Linked DNA regions of Homo sapiens: region 1 is linked to region 2. A link is a contact called in ENCODE Hi-C or POLR2A ChIA-PET data. All regions are on one chromosome and are shown on one strand. The core of a region is the stretch at or near the end of the contact, and the rest is flanking DNA. Distances in the headings are between cores, read along the strand shown. Region 1 holds the start of CIMIP6 (ciliary microtubule inner protein 6). Region 2 holds the start of PPP4R3B (protein phosphatase 4 regulatory subunit 3B).

Evidence for each region. A loop is a pair of places that touch in the nucleus more often than their neighbours do. ChIA-PET counts read pairs that join two places held with the same protein, here RNA polymerase II (POLR2A). Pooled maps may share reads with other maps.
Region 1: a map of CD8-positive, alpha-beta T cell shows a loop between it and region 2 (11-fold over the local background). The contact joins the promoter of CIMIP6 here to the promoter of PPP4R3B in region 2. A Hi-C loop is called at or near these places in 1 of 168 maps with a recorded cell type or tissue (CD8-positive, alpha-beta T cell) and 11 of 50 pooled maps. POLR2A ChIA-PET finds 5 or more read pairs at or near these places in 1 of 52 experiments (common myeloid progenitor, CD34-positive).

Annotation. Positions count from the first base shown.
Region 1 is chr2:54,329,379-54,333,449 of GRCh38, reverse strand. CIMIP6 (ciliary microtubule inner protein 6) reads right to left here and starts at 2,566. Exons shown (of 5, transcript NM_001100396.2): 1 at 2,449-2,566. The coding sequence starts at 2,474.
Region 2 is chr2:55,616,103-55,620,083 of GRCh38, reverse strand. PPP4R3B (protein phosphatase 4 regulatory subunit 3B) reads left to right here and starts at 2,462. Exons shown (of 17, transcript NM_001122964.3): 1 at 2,462-2,940. The coding sequence starts at 2,799. It overlaps PPP4R3B-DT (PPP4R3B divergent transcript), which reads right to left and starts at 2,154. Exons shown (of 3, transcript NR_186624.1): 1 at 1,702-2,154. RefSeq lists enhancers at 2,092-2,141, 2,162-2,561, 1,655-2,579, 2,580-3,506.

The DNA of each region.
Region 1 (4,071 bases), core at 1,317-3,816, 1.3 Mb after region 2:
CAGGGACACATCAATCTCTTTTCCCTCACGGCACCTGCACATGCTGTTCGCTCTGCCTGGACAGCTCTTCCCCAGCTCCCAGCACAGCTGGCTCAGGATATTTAGGTCTCAGCTTAAAACCATCTCCTCAGCAGCTTTTCCTAGATTTCTTTCCTCTACCACATGTATTCTCTATTTTAGTACTTTGTTCATTTCTTTTATTAACACCACAATTTTTTATGTACCTAGTTTTTTGTTTACTTGTTTTTAGTAAGCACTACAAATATCCTTTACTAGTCAATAAGTTCCATGAAGGTGTACATTGTTGAATTCACCATGTGCCCAACATCAGGAAAAGTGTCCTGTTCATCCAAGGTAAATGGACTGCCATTATAACATTTACATATTTCTGGTGAATCTGCTGGAGTTTACTCCAGCTTTGTTTGAATACCCTCAACCACCCCTCCAGTACACATAAAAACAACATTCAGAATCCTTGGATTCTAGTTCCCTGCTTCCCAAAAATTACTTTCTGCAAAGGATTTGGAAAAACTGATTACTGGTAAAGTGTAAAAAACTTCTAAACCTTTTTCTATTACCTTTCCAGAGATACAATTATTTATTTAAAGGTAGAGTCTTTGGGGTCAATTAATTTATTATTGTAGGCTTCTGGCATCAGTTTTTTCCACCTGTTTCTCATAGTTATCACCCAACAATATACACTTGTAGTGATCAAGTCCTTGAAGAAAAGGACTGGGGCTATTTGTTATATAGTTAAATTCATTTGATTAAGCACTTGTGGTATGAATGCCTACGGGTTGATAAATAAGTGTGAAATATATGACTCGAGCAATCTCTTGCCAGAAGAAAAGCACAGATAAAAACACTGATGGGCTCTGAAGTGAGTCAGACAGGGACTGGAATCCCAGTTCTGCCATATCTGAGCCTTTGTCTCATTTGCATGATAGGAACAATACCTATTGTAAGAGATATGAGAATAACATTGAATAATTCATTGTTTCAACAGATATTTATTGAGTTGCGTGCCAGGTGCTGTTGGAGGCACTGATGATAAAGCAGTGACAAAACAAAAATTCCTGCCCTCATAGAGCTTACACTCTAATGGGGAAAGGCGGATGAAAAAGTAAATTATATAGTCTGTTAAGTGCTAAGGACAATAATAAAATAGAGAATGGGAAAAGGGAGTGTATGTATGTAGGAGGTAGGTTTGCATTTTCAGGTAGGGTGGAGGCTGCATTGTGAAGGTGGCAAATGAAAAAAGAGGGGAAGAGAGAGCTAAGTGCATATTTGTGGGAAAAGCATTCTAGCAGAGTGAACTGTAACTGCCAAAGCTTCCCAGCAGAAGTGTAACCATCCTTAGCGCACTGCTTCTAAAAGTATGGGCACTGGAGTAGCAGCATTGGCATCAATTGTGACCTTGTTAGAAATACAAATTTATGGGGCCCATTTCCTTTATGTACCTAGTTTTTTGTTTACTTGTTTTTAGAAAGCACTGCAAACTCAGAATCTCTGGGGCTGGTTCCCAGGAACGTGTTTTAACCAGCTGTTTCGCTGATTCTTATGCACGTTCAAGTGTGAGAACCATTGTTCCAGGGACAAAAATACAGGCTTTGGAAGAGGGTATCCCTGGCTCCACATCATTCCTAACTAGCTGTATGTACTACCTTGATTAATAGTCTCAATTTAAGGTACATCAGAATCACCTGGATGCCTTGGTTGAAGCCAGATTATTGAGCCCCAGCCATAGAGTTTCTGATTCTGTGTGTCTCGGGGGTGGGAAGTCCCCAAAATTTGCATTCCTAACAACCAGGTGCTGCTGATGCTGGTCTTTATCACTGCAGATGATAGCAGAAAGGCCTGTTTGCTGTAGCAGAGTCCTGTCAGAGGGAGGCAAGAAACGGTAAGGGGCGTGTTGTGTAGACTCCATAGGCCATTGGAGGTGCCTTGGCTTTTACTCTACGATGTCGGATGGAGAACGGCGATCTAACCTGGGCTGTAAACGGATAGCTCTGACTGCTGTGTCGAGGAGGCTGCAGAGGGGTAAGGGAAAAGCAAAGCCACCAACTGGAGGGCTGTTGCAGCATCCCGGCAAGAGAAGCTGGTACTTGGGACTGGGTGGGCACAGTACTGAAAGTGATGAGCAGTGGTAGATTCTGGATAATTTTAAAGGTAAAGACTACAGAATCTGCTAATAATTGTGAGAAGGAGTGGATGACTTCAAGAATTTTAGATCCGGTAATGCAAGTCAAGTCCCTGACACACAGTATGTGCTCAGTAAACGGTGCGTTTTAAAAATTATTGTTGTAAGCGCTCAGCCAACTGGAAATTAGAGAAGCAAGGGGGCTGTCTGAGCTTGGCCTGGACTGTCCATGCTGGATCCCGGCCTCCCCCTGAAGGAGGAAAATAGTTTTTGGAAAGGGAAATAAGACACCAAACCCCAGCACTTACTGATGCTTATCTTCCTTTTCCTCCATGGGCCTCTACGGCACCAGGCAGCGAGGAGCCTCCTGGGAAGAACAGGGACGCAGCCCTGCCAGGAAAAGGGTGCGCAAAGCGCGGCGACTGTGACTCGCGCGTTGCTAAGCGACGGGCGCTAGTCCTCGGAAAGGGGCGTGGGGGGAAACTCCTGGAGTGCGCAGGCGCAGTTAAGCCGGGTTGGTGCTGGACTGTTGCTCACTGTGCGCGACTGCGCGGCGAGGAGGGCGGGGGTGCCTGGCCGCGTCTCTAGGCGTGTGGGCTCGACGCCCTGCGTTTGAACTTGCCCTTCCCATTGTAGGGCCAGGAGGGGTGTTTATCAGGACTGATTTGGTCCTTGAGGATAGGGGAAGGGCTGTTTCCGGAGCTGCGGGGCAGCGCTGCTGCCGTCTCCGCCGTGCCCGCCCTCCGGAGCCCGGCAGGTCGTCGTCAAAGCGCTGCCACGGGTCGCCCAAGCTGGCTGCAAAAGTGCGGGCCGGCGGGAAGGATACTTGTTTTCCCTTGTATTGTTAACAATACTGTGCGAGTCGTGATTGGTTGCTCCTGAGCTGCCTAGCCTTTACTCCAGAAAGCTTGGTTGTCACTGTTTTCCACCATTTCTGACAAAACCTTCCCCGGCTGGGCTGCCAGGATTAAAATAGAGCAAGGGAACACTCATCTCCTGCAAATGAGGCTCCCTGCTGTGTGTCATCTGTTGCAGCCTGAGCGGGGTTCAGAATAGGGTAGCTTAGGCAGCGGGTTGGGGCTTGTATGTGTAGCACTTACCCAAAAAGAGCAAGCTCCTGGGAAAAGCCGTTGCTGACTTGCATCCACCTTCTGGCCCTGGAATTTCTTACTTCATTTCACCATTGCCTCCCAATTTCCACTACCAGAGCCAAAAGTCTTTGGCATCTGTCATAGTAACTCACGCATTTCCCTGGATAACGGAAAAAGAAAAGTCCAGAGTTGAATTCTGCCTTATATCAGGCTATGCATACGTATATGTTTGGAATCCAGAGTCAGTGTTCGTGTGTGTGTTTACATTCACCTTGGAGAGTGATGGGAGAGCAGAGGTTGGTCCTAGGACTCATTTTATGTATGTGACCTGAAATCCTATCAGGAAGAAGAATATATGTGTAGATTTGACACCTAGTGACCTAAATACCTGAGTGTGGACTTCGTTGTTAAAGACTGGAGTGTGTGTGAATGTGTCATTGTGTGTGTGTGTGTTTGGTGAGTAAGGAGTGGATGAGTAAATAAATATGGGGCAAGTGGGTTGAAAACCAGAAAGCAGGGGGAACTAATAGCAATTGAGCTTCCACTAGGGGACCAGGCATTTGTTAGGCATTGTATTAAACACCACCTGCTTATCTGGTCTTATCCTAACCATCACACTGTGATTAGGAGCTTAGGGTCTGGGAGCAGTCAGTGTTTGAAACCTGGCTTTACCACTTAACTAGCTAGTTCACTTGGGCAAATGATCTAACCTCTCTGAGCCTCAATTTTTTTCATCCACAAAATGGGGAAAATACCTAGGGTTGTTGTGAGGTGTAGATGATTTAATACAGGCAGAGTACTGAGAACAGGGCCCGATGCTTAGTAAGTGCTTTGCCATTA
Region 2 (3,981 bases), core at 1,213-3,712:
AAGCCAGCCCTGCTCTGGCAACATACACAGGAAAATGGAATAGAGGTGATTCCAAGAGGAAAATTCTATGAGTGGCAGGAGACAAAGACTAAAAGAAGACTTAGTTTTCACTATATATCTTTGCCTTTTTTTTTTTTTTTTTTTTTGAGACAGTCTGTCACACTGTCCCCCAGGCTGGAGTGCAGTGGTGCAATCTTGGCTCACTGCAACCTCTGCCTCCCAGGTTGAAGCGATTCTCCTACCTCGGCCTCCCAAGTAGCTGGGATTACAGGCCCCCACCACCACGCCCAGCTGATTTTTGTATTTTTAGCAGAGACAGGGTTTCACCACGTTGGCCTGGCTGGTCTGGATCTCCTGACCTCGGGCAATCTGCCCACCTCGCCCTCCCAAAGTGCTGGGATTACAGGCGTGAGCCACCATGCCCGGCCTCTCTTTTTAATTTCATATGTGTAAAGGCATTACTTATTCAAAACAACAAAAAAGGAAGATTGTGGGCTTATTTGGTTAGCAACTCTTTGAAGTGGAACTTTGATGACTGCCTGAAGCAAAGAACATCTGCTGGGGAAGATGTGGTTATGGGGGGCCCTCAGACTTGGATAAGCACTGAGCCCTGTGCTTTGGAGGGGTCTGAAATCCATGGAATCATGGGACTGTAGCCACCTGCAGCCCACTTTCCCTTTTCCAGACCATGCTGTGGGCACTCTAGTATTCCCTATCCCAAACGCCAAGCCTGACTCCAGGGTCTGCACAATCCTCTTCCCAAGTTCAGTCTTCCTGGGGAGTAACCAAAGGGTGAGGCTTGGACAGAAGGCTGGAGAGTCTAACATCAGGCTCAAAAATTGTGTGAAGCATTCTCTGACTCTTCCAAGACAGAAATGTTATTTTCTCTGAGGTCAAAATACATTTTGTCCACTTTCATCACATCAATTAATTGGCTCTATTGTTATGTATTATATTATGATGATTTTCTTCAAGTACATTTTCTGAGGTCTCTAGATTAAAAAAAAAAACTATGAATCCAGATTTTGAAATTATTTCTATCAGCATGTGTTCTGTACACTGACCCACGTTGTAGTGTACTGCTGAAGGGTGTCCACACTTAAGCGATCTGGTCAAAACATAAGCACGTTTTAACAAGACCATTGATTAGTTATGACTACAACTCCCAAGATGCACTGCAGGGTCAGTGTGCGCGTCTCGCCTAGTTTTCACCGATCAGGCTAATGAGCTGCACAGAAGTGGCAGCTGAACAAGCTGAGAGACTGTATTAAAGAACGAATATAGCGGGGATGGGGAGCAGGCGTCTACGGTCCCAGCTACTCGGGAGGCTGAGGTGAGAGGATCGCTTGAGCCCTCAAGGCGGAGGCTACAGTGAGTCGAGATAGCGCCATTGCACTCTAGCCTGGGAAGCAGAGAGAGACTATCAAAAACAACAAAACGAATAAAGGGATTCTACCAAGAGTGAGCTGGACTGAAATAAACGACACGCTACTACGACCCAGCGCGTGACTATATCCACCGCACAATGTGCGATAATAGCCTCAATGCAGAGAGAATTCCTCCTTTCCTTATTCAGTGCAAGAGAGCCCTATAGAGAACGCAGGAAATGCCCGCGAGAAACTGAGAAGTATCAAAACAATCACAGATATGTTAGGAAAGTAGCTCCCCGCCACTTCCCTAAACTTATCATAGCAGACTTACTTTCCAAGGTTACAAACACAAGAAGAGCACTGTATTTTCATGAAGCGGAAAATGTGCTTTACAATCGCCAGCTACTAAGAGCCTTAACGGTGAAGCGCTCTGCAAGAAACAGGAAATCGTCAACACACTTTCTGCATGAATTGCCTGGAGAGTTGTGTCCATAGACAATTCCTGGTTAGATGCTTAATTGTAGCAGACTCCATAACGGGGTTTAGCGGGTTTCCATTCGGCAGAAAGGGCTCCACGTTCTTTTTCACAGAAAGGTTTAAACTTATTTTTCCTCCTCAGGCGGACGAAGTGAGCGTCGTTCCGTGAAGGTATGAAACCCTTTTCCTTCCTTTCTGTCCCTGGTTACTCCGGTTCAAGGCTACGTACTTCCCCGGTTTGCTTTGTTTTTTCCTCAGAGCTAAGTTCCTAGGAACGTCACATACTGGTGCCATCCAACAACATGACGACGTGCGGAACCGAAGTCCCCTTCCACCTAGCGGCCTCTCGCGGCGCAGGCGTGGACGGGGAGATCGCGAGAACCTCCCGCCCAATTGCGACCCCGCGCCAAGAGGCGGGGCCGAAAGAGGAGGAAGTCGGGCCGAAAGAGGAGGAAGTCTCGCCGAAGTACTCCCGCCCCAGTCGGTACCCCTCCTCGCGAGAGCGCCGAGCATTCCGGCCTGGGAAGCGCGTGCAGAAGCGGAGGTGCTGCTCATGGGACTTGTCGGCCGCCGTAGCCCCTGCTAGGACAGCCCGTGCGAGCCTGCTGGAGGAGGAAGAGAAAGGCAGAGAGAGTCGGGTTACAAGATGGCGGATCTGTAGTAGTTACCGCGGCGGCGGGAGAGCAAGCGAGCCCTGGGGGGCAAAGAGACGGGAGAGTGGGTGTATGCGCGGGTGAAGTGAGAGGTAACGGGGCCTCCGGGCGGAGAGGCCTCAGTGGCTCTTGTCACCCCTTCTCGCGGCTGAACCTTTGGAGCCATGGTGAATTCGGGCCTCTCCGAAGCCGCCGCCGCCGCCACCGCCACTACTGCCTTTACCGTCTCCTAAGAGTGAGGAGCGCGGACGAGGTAAGCGAGGAGGCGGCGGCTAGAGCGGTGGAGACAGCAGCCACCATGTCGGATACGCGGCGGCGAGTGAAGGTCTATACCCTGAACGAAGACCGGCAATGGGACGACCGAGGCACCGGGCACGTCTCCTCCACTTACGTGGAGGAGCTCAAGGGGATGTCGCTGCTGGTTCGGGCAGAGTCCGACGGTAAGGTTATCGGAACTGTAGAATAGGGGATAGTGCCTCTGGTTGGGGCACAGCTTGGGTTTAGGGCCCTGGGCCCGTTACCGTTGCTACTCCTTCGGGACAGCGCGTTGGTTCTGAACTGGCTCTTGTGTACGGCAAAAACAAAGTACTGTACTTTTGACTGGACTTATCCTCGGAGACCGAGACTCTCTGTCCTTCTCCCATCTCTCTTAAGGATTGGACTCCTTCCTTTCCAGTCCCTCCTCTTTTGAAGAGGGGAGAGTGTGAGAGAGAAGGGAGGAAGTAGTGAGAGACTAGGTACTGATGTCGCCCTAGGAGCTGACACCTTCCTCCCCCTTTATTTACTTATCCATTATACGTCTAGTACAAACGGTTTAGGGAAACTTTTCTTTCCGAGTGTTTTTAAAAAAAAAAAATTGTACCAACGGGCCCCAGGTGCCACAGTCGACAGGTGCTGGGGAAAACCGAAAGGCACGTTTTCCTGGCTGTATTGCTGACTGTTGCCACGATACATGGACACACAAGCACATACATCTGTAGTCTGCATTTCTTCGGGCTGCCTTTGTAGAAGGCGCTATGAGAAAGTGAATGCCTTACAATCTAAGCAAGTTGGGACACCAAAGCAGGTTGTAAACTGCTGTGTTCTTTGGTTTATTGTAGTCATGTGAAGTATTTTAAATTACAAAATGTAGAGCCGTAATTAAAATGCCTTTTATAGTATAATCTGGACTTGATTTGAACAACTGATATAGGCAGTTAGAAAAATAATCTTAGGTTTAGTCTTGACATATTTTGTATTCTTGCTTGTTCCCTTTTATTTTAAATAGTCATCACTTCTACAGAAGGTGTTCTTTTGTTCTTAATGAGGAAAGGATAAATGCAGCACTGTAATTTCTATACTAAGTATTTAATCCCTGTCATGATGTTTTTGTTTTGTAATTTGCATTATTTGTTAAACTGGGAATGCAATAAAACAACTTTTGTTAAAACGAATGGCTTGAAGTGGTCATTTAGACCTTAAAATTTTTATTTCAATAAAAT